Linked DNA regions of Homo sapiens: region 2 is linked to region 1. Evidence: chromatin loops called from intact Hi-C (ENCODE). Cell type or tissue: heart right ventricle. All regions are shown on one strand.

Evidence for each region. A loop is a pair of places that touch in the nucleus more often than their neighbours do. Peaks named below come from ENCODE experiments on the same cell type or tissue, not always from the same donor. Only the 100,000 strongest peaks of a DNase experiment are listed, where the experiment ranks them.
Region 2: it touches region 1 in a loop (2.8-fold over the local background); 12 of 110 quality-filtered maps call a loop at or near these places.

Annotation. Positions count from the first base shown.
Region 1 is chr21:43,736,301-43,744,300 of GRCh38, reverse strand. PDXK (pyridoxal kinase) reads right to left here. Exons shown (of 11, transcript NM_003681.5): 3 at 2,530-2,634; 4 at 494-577. It overlaps LOC105372824 (a long non-coding RNA gene), which reads right to left and starts at 7,301. Exons shown (of 1, transcript XR_005647074.1): 1 at 6,204-7,301. RefSeq lists enhancers at 3,201-3,939, 3,940-4,678, 6,610-7,109. In heart right ventricle, no CTCF peak of the experiment used is centred here; a DNase peak (open chromatin) is centred at 3,318; H3K27ac peaks cover 603 bases.
Region 2 is chr21:43,681,133-43,689,132 of GRCh38, reverse strand. It overlaps RRP1B (ribosomal RNA processing 1B), which reads right to left. Exons shown (of 16, transcript NM_015056.3): 9 at 5,760-5,854; 10 at 4,483-4,580; 11 at 3,344-3,363; 12 at 2,198-2,329; 13 at 893-1,617. Among named protein-coding and RNA genes, the nearest start is that of RRP1B, 26 kb to the right of the region's middle. RefSeq lists a silencer at 888-1,017. In heart right ventricle, no CTCF peak of the experiment used is centred here; no DNase peak of the experiment used is centred here; H3K27ac peaks cover 1,813 bases.

The DNA.
Region 1 (8,000 bases):
CCGATCAAGGCAGATGCCCCAAAGACTTGGCCACTCCCTAGCGGGCCCAGCCTGGGTGTGACCCTCCCTCCCCCCACTCCCTAGCCTGGCCCTGCCTGGGTATGACCCTGCCCTCCCCCACTCCCTAGCCTGGCCCTGCCTGGGTGTGGCCCCTTGCCCCTTCCGCCTTTAGGGTGAGTGTAGTCACACAACAGTGCTGCCTGGGCCCCAGGCATTCACACAGCAGCCCCACTATACGAGCACACTGACACCCCTTCCTGTCTCACACCAGCCACACAAGACACCAGGGTCACCTGCAAACGCTTCTAGCCCAGCGGACTTCAGCAGGCCAACATCTTCAGAGGCCCAGCAGACACAATTCACTGGCCCGGAGAGGCGGGGCACGGAGGCGTGCAGAGGAGGAAGGAGGCTAAGACGTCCCTTCCCGGGCTCCCAGGCCAGCCCCACCCGTGTGGGGCCACACAGCCAGACCCGAGGGTGGGCCCCTGCCTACCGTACACCAGCCTGGGGTTCTGCTGCTTCAGCTCCTGCACAATGTCCACCACCATGGCCAGGAACGACTTGTCCCTCGTATAACCTTTAGGGGGAGAATCCAGGTCACCCTCAGAAAACAGGAGACTCACCACGATCAACTGTGGCACAAAGAAAGAGAAGCACCAGCAGACCCTGCAGAGGGGTGGCTGGGGAGGGAGGTGGGTGCAGGCGAGGTGTCCCCACAGTGCTCAGGGGCAGGGGGGAGGGAGGTGGGTGCAGGCGAGGTGTCCCCACAGTGCTCAGGGGCTGGGGGGAGGGAGGTGGGTGCAAGTGAGGTGTCCCCACAGTGCTCGGGGGCTGGGGGGAGGGAGGTGGGTGCAGGCGAGGTGTCCCCACAGTGCTGGGGGCGGGGGAGAGGGAGGTGGGTGCAGGCGGGGTGTCCCCACAGTGCTCGGGAGCTGGGGGGAAGGAGGTGGGTGCAGGCGAGGTGTCCCCACAGTGCTCGGGAGCTGGGGGGAAGGAGGTGGGTGCAGGCGAGGTGTCCCCACAGTGCTCGGGAGCTGGGGGGAGGGAGGTGGGTGCAGGCGAGGTGTCCCCACAGTGCTGGGGGCGGGGGGAGGGAGGTGGATGCAGGCGAGGTGTCCCCATAGTGCTCAGGAGCTGGGGGGAGGGAGGTGGGTGCAGGCGAGGTGTCCCCATAGTGCTCAGAGCGGGGGGAGGGAGGTGGGTGCAGGTGAGGTGTCCCCACAGTGCTCAGGAGCTGGGGGGAGGGAGGTGGGTGCAAACGAGGTGTCCTCACAGTTGAAAGACACGGAGGGCAGACCCGGCAGCATTTCTCAACAGAAACGCTGTGCTTCACAGGAATGAACCCACGGGCGAGAGGTGAAGGAGTGATCTTTCCTTTATTTATATTTCTACTTTCAGTAATAAGCATATGACACTTTAATCTTATTTATTTTGAGACAGGGTCTCATTCTGTCCCCTAGTCCAGAGTGCAGTGGTTCAACCATAGCTCACTGCAGCCTTGAACTCCCAGGCTCAAGCCATCCTCCCACCTGAGCTTCCCGAGTAGCTGGGACTGTGCCCAGCTAATTAATTTTTAAAAATTTTTTTGTAGAGACAAGGTCTCACTATGCCGCTCAGGCTGGTTTTGAACTCCTGGTCTCAAGCGAGCCTCCCTCCTAGTCTTCCCAAAGTGCTGGGATTACAGGTTCGAGCCCCTGTGCCTGGCCTTATATGTGACCTTTAGACATGTAGAGAGGCTGGGCGCAGTGGCTCACGCCTGTAATTCTAACACTTTGGGAGGCTAAGTGTTTCCCCTAACCATTTAAAAGTGTAGAAACCAGGCTGGCTGCAGTGGCTCACGCCTGTAATCCCAGCACTTTGGGAGGCTAGGGTGGGTGGCTGGCTTGAGCCTAGGAGTTCAAGACCAGCCTGGGCAACATGGCAAAACCCTGTCTCCACACACACCCACAAAAAGTTAGCTGGGCATGGTGGTGCACGCCTTTACTCCCAGCTACTTGGGATGTTGAGGCAGGAGGATCACCTGAGCCTGGGAGGTTGAGGCTGCAGTGAGCTATGATTGTGCCATTGCACTACAGCCTGGGCCACAGAGTGAGACCCTGTCTCAAAAATAATAATAATAATAAACATGTATACAAATACAATTTTTTTTTAACCAGAAAGTTGACAAAGGATGGCAGTGTACCAGGTAGCAGCCCGTCACCTAATTGAGTGTCCCACCCACCTGTCCTGCCCCGGTCAGCGTTCCCAACACCCTGCCTGCACCCTCCCCTGGGCACTGGAACCCCAGTGTGGTCACAGGAGTGGGGGTGACTTGGCACAGCCTGGGCAGTCATTGTCCCGGCAGGCATAGTGTGGCCAGGACCCCCCAGGCTACCGGGGGTGTGATGGTGGCTTGGGCACGCCAAGGCCCTCCTTGAAGGGGCAGGGACCCGAGACAGGCCCAGGGCGGGGGTGCTCTGGACCTCCCTGAGCCCACCCTGGCTGGAGTGGGGTGCGTAGTCCCCTGCGGCAGCTTGCTCCGGCACCTACCTGTGAGCACGTAGTCATATTTATTCATGTTGTTCAGCCTCAGGCCTTCGTACAACTCCTGGAGCTCATCTGAATTCAGCACTTGGCCCTTCCAGTGGGCATAGCCTAGAGGCAGAGGAAGCCATGGGGGCTCAGACACAAGGGGGCCAGCTGGGGCCGTGGGCTTCCCTTGACACCCGCCCACTCTCCCTGAGGCTGCCTGGTGGACGGCTCCTCCCCATGGACTGGCTCAAACCCGAAGGAGATCACTAGGCGCAGTGCTTGGCAGGTCCCAACGGCTGCCCACATGGGACGCCTCGAGCCCCCCGCGAGCCCCCCGCGAGCCCCCCCGCGAGCCCCCCGCGAGCCCCCCCGCGAGCCCCCCCGCGAGCCCCCCCGCGAGCCCCCCGCCAGCCCCCCGCCAGCCCCCCGCGAGCCCCCCCGCGAGCCCCCCCGCGAGCCCCCCGCGAGCCCCCCCGCGAGCCCCCCGCGAGCCCCCCCGCGAGCCCCCCCGCGAGCCCCCCCGCGAGCCCCCCGCGAGCCCCCCGCGAGCCCCCCCGCGAGCCCCCCGCGAGCCCCCCGCGAGCCCCCCCGCGAGCCCCCCCGCGAGCCCCCCGCGAGCCCCCCCGCGAGCCCCCCGCCCCTGCACTGTCAGGGATGGTTACTACGACCTCCGTGGCCCCCACACTCCCACTGCCAGTTCCTGCGGGAGCTGCGTCCCAGGTACAGGAGGAGCGTGGGGAGAGACACACCAGCTCACGGCTGCGTTGCTCCCCCATTGCTGTCCGGAAGGCCCCTGGCTACTCCCTCCGCACAACGTCACAGTCTCTTGTTTCCCAGCGTCTCCTGCATTAGTCCCCAGCTATTCAGGCCGGGGTGCTCGGCCACCGGCCACTGTCACCCGGATACCCTGGCAGGTAGGGCTTGTTATGTCCCCACCCCCAACTCCTCCCCAACAAGCTTATTAAGGTGCAATTAGAGCCTGTCTTAGATCAACTCCTGAGCAAGAGATAGATGTGAATGAGAAAGAGGCCTCAGCCCAGGTGTATACAACCTGCCCTTGGCCCGATGGGTAGCCAGGGTGAAGTGTCCGTCCCAGGCAGACAGGCATATCAATGTGTGAGGACAGACGCGTCGGCTTCCTGCAGGCGGGACCACCAGCCTCCTGGGAGCCCTTCCTGCACTGCGGAACCTGACCACAGCTCCAGCTCAAAGCACTGCTCAGGGGGCAGCCATCCACACAGGGTGGGGGTCCACCATGGATACCCCACATTCGCCCATGAGAAACGCCTCACATCGAGGGGCTCCCGGCCTCCTCCCACATGAATCACCCCTCTAATGCATGCCTTTTTCAGCAAATAAGGAAAACTGATGTATGGGTTCCTAGAATAGCAAAGTACAAGTATCACGCACTTGTGGGTCACGGCCGGCTCTGCGCCCACGCGCCATGCCCTGTGGCTAAGATCCCCTGAATTCCCACACCAGAGGAGGGCTCCATGGCTCCTGCCCCTGAGGGCCCTCCTGCGTACCAGTCGCTGGCTCCCGCTGGAAGGGACGCCTTTGGCTTTCCCCAGCAGCCGTCGCACGGGAGGACGTGTGGCGCAAAGGTCCTGAGACTGCCATCAGGAGCCACGCTCCAGGCACAGTGCGGCATCTGGGGGGTGCACCTGGGGGCGCCTGCCCTGTACTCTGCCCGGGACACCAGAGTGTACGCACTGAGGGGTGGGTCTGCCAGAGACCAAGCCCCTGATGGACTCTGGGTTAACAGTCACTGGGGTCAGGAGGGGCAGGTGGTATCCACTGCGGGCGAGGTCAGTGCCTCACACAGCAGCCTGCCCCTCCGGTGGAGGGTGTGTCCTGAGGAGGCTTCTGCCAGGCTGGGGCGGGGTTTGGGGTAAGGGGTAGGAGGAGGGAGGTGAGCAATGGTCCCTCCTGGTCCTTTCTGCCCTCGGATTTTGATATCTTTCCAGGCAGGGTGGGACTCACCACTGCTGCACATGTGCTCCTTTCCTGGGGAGGTGACATGGCCTGGCTGTGTCCCCACCCAAATCTCATCTTGAATTGCAGTTCCCATAATCCCTACATGTTGTGGGAGGGACCTGGCAGGAGGTCATTCAATCATGGGGGTGGTTCCCCCATCTTGTTCTCATGATAGTGACTGAGTTCTCACAAAAGCTGATGGTTTCAAGGGGCTTTTAAAACCCTGGGCCCCTCAGTCTGCACTTCTCCTTCCTGCCGCCAATGTGAAGGAGGTGTTTGTTTCCCCTTCTGCCATAACTGTAAGTTTCCTGAGGCCTCCCCAGCTCTGCTGAACTGTGAGTCCATTAAACCTTTTTCCTTTACAAATGACCCAGTCTCAGGTATGTCTTTATTAGTGTTGGGGACCAGCCTCAACACCACCCATGGTGTATCCAACGTCCGGTAGTGACAAAGGAATGAGAAGAGACAGGTTAAGAGTTCATAAAGGTGGGGCCGGGTGCGGTGGCTCACGCCTGTAATCCCAGCAGTTTGGGAGGCTCAGGCAGGCAGATCACCTGAGGTCGGGAGTTCGAGACCAGCCTGGCCAACGTGGCAAAACCTCATCTCTACTAAAAAATACAAAAATTAGCTGGGCGTGGTGTGTGAGGTCAGGAGATCGAGACCAACCTGGTGAACACTGTGAAACCCCGTCCCTACTAAAAATACAAAAAAATTAGCCGGGCGTGGTTGCGGGTGCCTGTAGTCCCAGCTACTTGGGAGGCTAAGGCAGGAGAATGGCATGAACCCAGGGGGTGGAGCTTGCAGTGAGTGGAGATCGCGCCACTGCACTCCAGCCTGGGCAACAGAGTGAGACTCCGTCTCCAAAAAAAAAAAAAAAGAAAAAGAAAAGAGTTCATAAAGGTAGGAGCCAGGGGGCCAGTGGCAAAATGGAGGCTGCAAAAGGCACTGAGCTCTGGTCTCCACGCTATTTATTGAGTACAGTCACTTAGATCTGAGAAGCAGATATTCAGGGCGAAACAGTGAAAGGGAGGCAGTGCGTCACAGGCGTAATCTACAGCAATAGCGGTTTCAATGAATCTCCTTTGTGCTCAAACAGCGTATCTTTAACTTATCGGACAGGAGCTGGTGGGAGCGGGCTTAACCAGGAGCTCGTGTGTCTGTCCACAGTCCAGTGCTTCGAAGGAATGTCTTTCTCCTTGAACACGGTGTTTACAGATAAGACAGCAGGTCTCGCCCTGAGCATGCGAACATGATGGCAATTAGGAGGCTTTCCTCCTCAGAGGCCTCTTGTGGCTTTCCACAACTTATTGTCCCATATTTTCATGGCCAGTTTATACAGGCATTCCACAAGCCCTTTTCCCAACAATTAGCAGTGTGAGAACGGACTAATACAGGGTGCCATCGGGAAGGACTGCAGCCAGGCGGCTCCAATTCTCCTACTGTCCTGGGCACGGGGGTCCAAGGTCCAGGTGTCACCAGGGCTGGTTCCTGAGGCCTCTGCCCTGGGCTTGCAGACGGCATTGCCTCCCTGTTTCCTCATGGGGCTGTCCCTCTGTGTGTGTCTGTGTCCTCATCTCTTCTTCTTACAAGGACACCAAGCAGCTTGGATCAGGGCCCACCCAGAGCCCTGATGGCCTCTTTTAACCTGCTGACCTCTGTAGGGGCTCCATCTCCAAACCCAGTCCCACACTGAGGTGCTGGGGTTAAGGCTGCAACATGAGAATTTGGGGGGACGTAATTCAGCCATAACAGCCATGAGGAAGGGGAGACGTCCAGCACTTGGCCGGGTCTCAGACACAGGCCCCAGGCCCCTCTGAGGCCCAGCTTCCTATCGAAACAGAGGGCATGGTCTTGCACCTCTTGGTGGCCTCCTGCCCACTGTGGGATGTGGGATGGGCCCAGAGCCCACAAGAACCTTCTCCAACAGGGGAGGGCGCTTGGATCTTGTGTCCAACTCATTCCATTTACAGATGAAAAAGCACAGGCAAACAAGCGGTTCCTCGGGCGGCCCAAGGAGCCTGGCACTCCTGTCAGATCCCAGCCGGCCAGGGAGTCTGGCCCGGCCTGGCCCCTCGCTGGTGTCCGTCGGCAGGCTCCTGGCCCGGCCTGGCCCCTCGCTGGTGTCCGTCGGCAGGCTCCTGGCCCTGGCCTTCTCCAGCCCCGCAGCTCCTTGTGTTCACACCAGCTGCCCCTTCCCTGCAGCAGGGACCACCAAGCCCAGCAGCAGGGCACCTGTCCCATCCCCTCTGGCTCTACACTCCGAAAGCCAGGACAGCGCAACCCGTCCACCCGCTGACCTCCAGCTCCGCAGGCTCCTTCCCAGTGCCCTCAGTCCGGGAAGCTCAGACAGGGAGCTCCAGGAAATCCTCTCAAAGGGGCCACTGGGAATACTGGCCACAAGGTGGAGGCTCTGCCAAGCCCAGCTCACGGTGTGGAAAAATGAACGCACCTTGTGGTACGGCCTCAAGGAACGGGGGCCTGGCCGGGGGAAGGGGCAGAAGTGCGAGCAGCAGCCTCGAGGCGGCGAGGCCTGCGCCAGGTGGGCTCTGCAGGCACTTGGGGGATCGGCTTTCCCACCCCCCAGCCTGAAGGGCGTCAGGGAACCAACAACGCAGCTTGTGTGGAACACCCGTGTCCCTGCCGGGAGTCTGGCTTTGTGGCCCATCCCAGGCAGAAGCTGCCCACGTGACCACCCCAGTAACAACCCTGGGCAGGAGGTGGGCGTGCTGGTGCACAACTATAGTCCCAGCCACTCGGGAGGTGGAGGCAGAAAGATTGCTTCAGCCCAGGAGGTCAAGGCTGCAGTGAGCTGGTTGCGCCACTTCACGCCAGCCTGGGCGACAGAGACCGACCTTGTCTCTAAAAAAGAAAAAAGAAAAGACTGGGCGTGGAGTCTCACACCTGTAATCCCAGCACTTTGGGAGGCTGAGGGGGCAGGATCGCTTGAGCCCAAGGAGTTCAAGACCACCTTGGGCAACATAGTGAGACTCCGTCTCTATGAAAAATAGCAAAATTAGCTCGGTGTGGTGGTGCACACCTGTAGACCCAGCCACTTAAGAGGGTGAGGTGGGAGGATCTCTTGAGCTCAGGAAGTCAAGGCTGCAGTGAGTCATGACCGCAGGACTGCACTCCAGCCTGAATGACAGAGGGAGACCTTGTCTCACAAAAAAAAAAAAAAAAAAACAGAAAAAGGAAAAGGAAAACCCTGGGCAGAGTCGCGAATGAGCTCCCTGGCAGCATCATCCCAGCTCCCTGCCAAATCAGGCGCAGCCTGTGCAACCCCACCTTCAACTCCTAGGTGCTCACTGGAGAACTGAGACAAACGTTCATGGCAGCATGACCCCAACAGCCAAAAAGTGGAAACGGCCCGAGTGTCCGCACGGCTGCTTGTGGCTGGGCTCACGTGGCCGGTCACACAGGGCGTGAGCTGGTCCTGGGCACGCACGATGGGCCACGCAGCAGGAGGAACATGACAACGTGGCCCCTGAGACAGCCCGGGGAGCGCAGCCCTG
Region 2 (8,000 bases), 55 kb after region 1:
TTGCCGGCCCTGGCCTGGAAGCCCAGGGCGCCCAGAGGTGGTGTGAAAAGCGGATCAGGGCCAGGCGCGGGGGCTCTCGCCTGTAATCCCGCACTTTGGGAGGCCGAGGCAGGTGGACTGCTTGAGCCCAGCCTGGGCAACAAGGCAAAACTCTGTCTCTACAAAAATAACAAAAATTAGCTGGGCATGGTGATGTGTATCTGTAATTCCAGCTACTTGGGAGGCAGAGGCAGAAGAATCGCTTGAACCTGGGAGGTGGAGGTTGCAGTGAGCCGAGATTGTGCCACCGCACTCCAGCCTGGGTGACACAGCCAGACCCAAGACCAGATCAACAGCTTGGTTCCTCATTTATATCTGGCTCTAGAAATCAAAGTGGAAGGAAAGTCTTTCCATTAAGAAGATAAGTGGTCCTGCTAGTGAAGTTTCTTGAGCTGGGGGGTAGGGGGGAAGCTAAGAAAAGAAAAGAATATAGAAAAGAAGGTGAGTGAAGCAAGAGAATTTTGGGCTTCCTCTTTTGCCAAAGGGGCCTGGACTGGCCATGCGCTGATGAAGAAAACCAGACCTGCCTTTGACAGAGGCCTAGACTGGCCTGAACACGCCTGGGGCAGGAGTGCCTGGCCCAAGGGATAACTTTCCCAGCTTGGAGTGGGCCCTCCCGAACCCAAGCATGTGGCCTAAGGGAGTGAAGGTGGCCGATGAGGAGGACCGAAGTACTGGTCACCTGTGATTTCCTCCTTAGTGAAGGCTGTTATGAACACACCCTATTCTAACTGCTGCTGAGTCCAGAGGCCTGGCCGCCAGCCCCCACCCTTCCTCTCAGGAGGCAGTGGAGCCCCATGGACGCGAGTGAGTGCCTCTGTGGCGAGCTGGCCTGTGGGTGCTCCCACCTTACCAGAGCCTGGGGTTGCCCAGCTTCGGACTCCAGCACCCCGTTGTGCTCCACCAAGTTTGACATCACTCTCATTTTCTTCCTCTTTTTCAAACTTGCTGTTTTCTGGCTGGGCAGGCCACAGAGCTCCAGGCTGCCGGGCCCTGCCTTCTTTTTCTGCAGCCTCCTGCGCTGGGGCAGCGTGGTGTGGCTGTTCGCCCCCTCTGCGGGGCCTGTGGGAGGGCCTTCCTGCTGCAATGGAGGCCAGGCCGGCGTGGACAGGCCACTGCCATTGACGGGCACAACTCCAAGTTTCCGCTTCCTTTTTAGGAGTTGGGCTCCACCTGTCGGGGACCCTCTAGGTCCCTGAGGATGACTGCCACTCGGGCCACTCTGAGACATGTCCTCTGGGGGCAACACTGCTGATTCCAACATTTCCCTGTGGGCCCTCGGGCTCTTCTTCCGTGGCCGTTTCCTTTTATTGTGCATGGGGACGGCTGGAGGATGCTCGGAGCCACTCTCCTCCCCAGTGCTGGACGTGGCCTCTGCACCTGGCTCGGCCACACGTGCCTTCAGGGCTTTCAGCCCAGAGGCCTCGGGCTCCCTGCCCCGGTTCTGTTCCAGGGATGGGGCTGCACCCCCTGGGCCTGGATTTTCAGGCTGCAGGTGGTGCTTCTTCTTCTTCTTCCTTCTTCTCTTTTGAAGACTGCTTTCACTGTCCTCTTCCTCTACACAAAAGACTCTGCTTCCTAAAAAGACAGAAACCCATCAACAAGCACCCAGTGCCAGCTGGGCCAGAGTCCTGCTGGCGATTCTCAGACAGTATGACTGGCGGACGCAATTTCCTGACATTCTACCACGAGGAAAGTTCCTGTCTCCCTTGAGGTACTTGGTGCGCCCACTACCTTTGTCGTCTGGTCCCACTTCCTCCATCCCCAACTGTGACTGGAAGCCTTCCTTCTGTCCGTTTATAAACACATATGGAACTGAAATAGTCCCATTTCCACTAATTTTAGGGCTCAAGGGTAAAAACCATAGATCTCGAGTGGTCATCAAACAGCCGCCCCCCAGTGCTCCCTGCAGCTCCTGCTTCCCTGCAGAGGTGCCCTGGAGAGCAGGCGGACGTGAGCGGGGTGAGGTGGGGACGCGGCTCCACCAAAAACAGCACAACACTTGGAAAACCGCCTTTACCTCTCAGCCATTAAAGACTGAAGCTTTGGGCTCTGCTAATGCTTTATGACGGCACGAGCTCAAGTCTCCGAGGCCTCCATGGTGCATGCCGCTCCCCAAGGGCTGAGTCGTGCCCTTCTTTTTAGCTTTACAGCTTACCTTTCTCCTTTTCCAAGTTAGTTTTCTCTAAAAGTTTATTTCCTTTCTTCTTATGCTTTCCTTGACTGAGGATTTGGTCATCTTCATCAGCAGAAATGTCCTCCGCAAAACTGAGTTGAGATATACTGCTTCCTAGATGCCAGAGTGACACACTGTTAGCTTCCCCAGGCGCTCAAGACTCTGCCCCAGGGGCCTAAGAGCAGCACCCCTCCCAATTTCTGCCTCATCATCATCGTTCCTCACCGTTTCTCCCACCCAAACCTGAGCGCTGCTGACACAGGAATTACAGACTTAAAAAAGCTTTGTGGATTTCTCAACCAAGGCAAGGCAAGGGATCACAAGCCCTCGGTGACACCCTCCATGGCTGGACCCCGGACGCTTGGCTAATGCAGTCTCTGCATTCCAACCAGCTTGCTGGTGCCTTTCCCAATTCCAAGTGTCCCTAGTGAATGACGGGTATGGGGTAACTTCACTGACTTGTCCAAATGTAACAAAGCTTACAGCATCAGCCTTTCCCGGGGGGACCATTGACCATAAGAGCAAATGAAAGGGATCCTGAGAAATTACATTTTTTACCTTCATAGAGTATCCAATTAAAACCTTCCTAGGCCATTGAAAATCCATCTAGTTAAAATAATAAAAACCAAACCAAAACATCGCAGTACCCACACATGAGAGCAGTCTGCCCTCTTGCTTTGGTGGTTAGGGAGAGCCCAGGATAGGAAGGTGGGCAGGCTGCAGGGAGCCCTAGGCTTGCATCACTTCCCACGCTGTACTGCGGTATGACTAGGTAAGGGCTGGTCTGTCTTTCTTAAAAGTTGGGGTCTTGTTGTGTCACCCAGGCTGGAGTGCAGTGGTGTGATTACAACTTACTGCATCCTGGACCTCCTGGGCTCAAGCGATCCTCCCCTCTTAGACTCCCAAGTGACTGGGACTACAGGATCACGCCACCACGCCTGGCTAATTTTTTCATTTTTAGTAGAGATGTGGCCTTGCTATTTTGCCTGGGCTAGGGACTATTATTTCTTATCAGAGGTTTTCAGTAAAGTTCTTTCAATCTTGTTTCTCAGCGTTTGGCATCAACGCCCCCAGTGGGGTCCATATTCACGAAAAACACCATGAATGATGATTCTTGGCGCGCCTCACCTTCAGAAAGGTCTTGGAATCTAAAAATAAAAAAATAAAAAATAAAAAATAAAAAAATAACAAATGTTCATAAAGAAATCCCTTCTGTCTTCTGTAGACATATGTATTTGATTTTTAAAATACAAGCCATAGTTAAATAGTTGTTAATTCACGTTCTCCTCCAGGAGGGGAGGCTAGACAGGAAATTCTGTGAGGGAAGGGTGGTGCAATACAAAAGCCAAAAAGCTCAAGGCCAGTGCCGCCCTCGGTTACCATCAATACCAGCAAGGACACGGCGGGCCAAAGATGCATCTTGGCACACCCAAATCAAACTAAGAAATTCAATTTTTGTTTCTGAAGGCAGAAATAGCTTAGATCTCTCTCATATTCAATTCTCCAGTGGAGAAAGGCGAAGCCATGTTTTGCTTCACACAATTTTTGTGCATTAGAACAAACAAGACGCATCGAAGCGCAGTGTGGGGAGGTGCATGGGGGAGGAGACACTGGATGGCAGGGACCTCAGGCAAGCTAGGACCATCCTGTGCCCTAAGAACCAGCTGGGAAATGGGCAAAACTACAGGAGCTACTTTCTGGGGGCTTAACATGGAATACTTGAATGTATACAAAGTGCTCAGAGCAGTGCCCGGCTCCTAGAGTGTGATCAGACAGTTGTTGTCACCAATGACAGCAAGCCACACGAGGCCCTCCATGAATTCCAGGTCATCATGTCACTATGGTCAGAGTGACATCAACACTGACAGCTGAATTAACTAACACTTTTGGCATAGCCATATGGGAGGGAGGGGAGAGGTAAAGAATTAACCCTATCTATCTCAGCAGCACACCAGCAGAAGACACCTAAATAGCAGATTCACATCAGTTTCTGGTTGGTTCATTTTAGACATGAATAGACTTCACATCATTCTAAAGCAGCTAAGAGATGAGTATGGCTGCACTGGAAGAATGGAACCTGAGGGGTGGGACTGCTGTTTCCATTAAGCTTTTCAGTTTACATGTGTCTATTACATTGCTATACACAAAAGCATTAAAGGACAAAAAAAGAAGAAAGAAAAAAGATAAGCATGCAGATGGCTTGTCCCACACCAGGAGATGAGAACTAAAGGAATGATGATGTCAGAACCCTCTCCCCAGTTACTGACTTCTTGATGAGTTTGGAGAGGCGCTTCCTGTTGAAGTGGGGCGTGTTCTTCCTGCTGGTCATTTCCAGGAGTCGATCAGCAACAGCCTTATAGTCAAACTAGGCAGGAAGAGAAACTAAACATAAGTCTGCAGCCAAACAACACTGCCTGACTTGGCCATTTACATCTGCTAGTAAGAGAAACCCTTACTGAAGCATTTGGCAACAGATAGGCTAAACAAGCTTGTGCTGGGACTTGGCAACCAGGAGCACAAGCACTACCTTTGAAAAATGCATGTTCAGGCCGGGCGCGGTGGCTCATGCCTGTAATCCCAGCACTTTGGGAGGCTGAGGCGGGTGGATCACAAGGTCAGGACATCGAGACCATCCTGGCTAACACGGCAAAACCCCGTCTCTACTAAAAATACAAAATATTAGCCGGGCGTGATGGCGGGCGCCTGTAGTCCCAGCTACTCGGGAGGCTGAGGCAGGAGAATGGCGTGAACTCAGGAGGCAGAGCTTGCAGTGAGCCGAGATCGAGCCACCGCACTCCAGCCTGGGAGACAGAGTGCGACTCTGTCTCAAAAAAAAAAAAAATTATTCTTGGGAAAAGCTGGGTAAGCAATTCTTAAAAAAAAAAAATTGTGATAGAGTACCCACAACAAAATTTACCTGGGTGTGCTTTTTTTTTTTTTTTTTTGAGCCAGAGTCTGTCACCCAGGCTGGAGTGCAGTGGCATGATCTCAGTTCACTGCAACCTCCACCTCCCGGGTTCAAATGATTTTCCTGCCTCAGCCTCCCGAGTAGCTGGGATTACAGGCGTGCGCCACGGTGTCGGGCTAATTTTTGTATTTTTAGTAGAGACGGGTTTCACTGTGTTGGCCAGGCTGGTCTCGAACTCTTGACCTCAGGTGATCTGCCCGCCTGGGCCTCCCAAAGTGCTGGGATTACAGGCGTGAGCTTGTAATTAAATTTTAAATTTAATCTAGATTTGCAATCTGTACTTGGCAAACTTTTTTTTATTTGAAAAGTGCCACTAGAGCTGGCTCTGTGGTAGAGAACAGAGGAGAGCTTAGCCATTCAAAATAAGTGCTACTATCTCTTTCAAAACTCCATCATATTTACATTTCCTTGTCTCCAATAAGGTTATTCTTCAGAAGGTGACATTTAGTGACTGAAGGGATTAAAAAGGAGTTTACGCTTCAGGCCTTATAGCTTAACTAGCTGTGACCCTAATTCTCTAGTCAGGCTACTCCACAGCAAATCTATATTCTATAAAAAGCAACAACTGCTACCCACCTGGAGAAGGGGCCCTGTGTCCTCAAAGGTTCCACAGTCATCTCTTCCTCTTTCATCACTGAGTCCATCTTTTCTGGAATGGTTTTTGCCCAGTGCTGTCAAAATATACCCAAAGACCAAATTATTGACATATCAAATACACAGAAGTGACTACTTCCACAGGAGCCACTGTCTAATTAGGTGTCTCTTAGCAAAAAAGAAGGTTGGGCACGGTGGCTCACGCCTGTAATTCTAGCACTTTGGGAGGCTGAGGTGGGTGGATCACTTGAGGCCAGGAATTCTAGATCAGCCTGGGCAACATGGCGAAACCCCGTCTCCACTAAAAATACAAAAATTAGCTGGGCGTGGTTGCGGGTGCCTGTAATCCCAGCTACTTGGGAGGCTGAGGCATGAGAATCGCTTGAACCCAGGAGGCAGAGGTTGCAGTGAGCCAAGATCATGCCACTGCACTCCAGCCCGGGCGACAACGAGACTCCGTCTCAAAAAAAGAAAAAATGAAAGAAAATTTATTTAAGGAGAAAAACTCTGCAAAGCCATTTATAATTTCCCAGGACATTTTGATTGTTCAGGCTATGGGAATGAAGGTAAGTCTGGGAAAAAGCACATGTTTTGCCTTTTGTACCCATAAAACCCCAATTCCCTGCTGCCTTCGATGATTTCCTCCCCCACACGTGGTCCCGTTAGGACGAAGGCTGCGGTGCATGGGAAGCTCCTGTCCAGGGACGCAGGCAAGCGGATGGGACACGGCATCGCCCTGGACCACCAGGGGTAGGAGCATGGACGCAGGAATCCGGCCCTAGTCTCAGGTCAGTTTAGGACCTTGGTGAGAACCTGTCACAGCAGTACAGTCACTTTTCACGAGCATGCTTCAGGAAGCACAAGTCAATATTAATGCAACTTTTAGCACTTAAAAAATTCAGAGTGTTACAGCCTATGAAGAAGCAGATTAAACAGACTCAGGAGAACTCAAAATTATTTTAAACGTGTACTGTTTCTGGAACCCTCTAAGCTTATTAGTGGTGCGACATCAGGGCAAGGCCTGGGGAGGATGGGGCAGGCGCAGCACACGTTTCATGAACGCAACTGGGAGGGAACGTCCGGAACTGCACTTGGAAGAGAGTCTGTGTCCAGGTTAGGCGACAGAAATGTGGGGAGCGGAGGGACCCAGAGACTACTCCCATGACCACATAAAATTTGCTCCAGGTCCTTAGTCAACTCTGTTATCTACACCAAATTTAAAATCAGACTATTTCTTTTTTTCGTTTTGTTTTAGAGATGGGGGTCTCATTATGTTGCCCAAGCTGGTCTCAAACTCCTGGGCTCAAGTGATCTTCCCATCTTGGCCTTCCAAAGTACTAGGATTATAGGCATGAGTCTCCACACCTAGACTAGACTATTTCTTTTATTCTTTCTTTTTTGAGACAGGGTCGCTGGTAGCTCTGTTGCCCAGGACGCAGTGCAGTGACACGATCATGATTCACGGCAGCCTCACCCTCCCAGGTTCAACTGATTCTCCCAGCTCAGCCTCCTGAGTAGCTGAGACCACAGGCATGTGCCATCACGCTTGGCTAATTTTAAAATTTTTGTAAAGTCAAGGTCTTGTTATGTTGCCCAAGCTGGTCTCCAACTCCTAGGCTCAAGTGATCCTCCCACCTCAGGCTCCCAAAGTGATGGGATTACAGGTGTGAGCCACCGTGCCTGGCCAGAGTATTTTTTCTTTCTTTTAAAGATTCTTGGCCGGGCATGGTGGCTCACGCCTGTCTGTAATTCCAAGACTTTGGGAGGCCCAGGCGGGCGGATCAACTGAGGTCGGGAGTTCGAGACCAGCCTGACCAAAAGATAGATACAAATTTTGCTAAGCATGGTGGTGCATGCCTGTAATCCCAGCTACTTGGGAGGCTGAGGCAGGAGAATTGCTTGAACCCGGGAGGCAGAGGTTGCAGTGAGCTGAGATTGCGCCATTGCACTCCAGCCTGGGCGACAAGAGCGAAACTCCATCTCAAAAAAAAAAAAAAATTACTTCCCGTCCACCAGGTCTAAAAATTAAAAAGAAAAAAAAGGTTCTTGATTCTATCTATCTATCTATCTATCTATCTATCTATCTATCTATCTGTTTATTTATTTATTTTTTGAGACAGTGTTTTGCTTGGTTGCCCAGGCTGGAGTGCAGTGGCACGATCTTGGCTCACTTCAGCCTCCACCTCCTGGGTTCAAGTGATTCTCTCCCACCTCAGCCTCCCA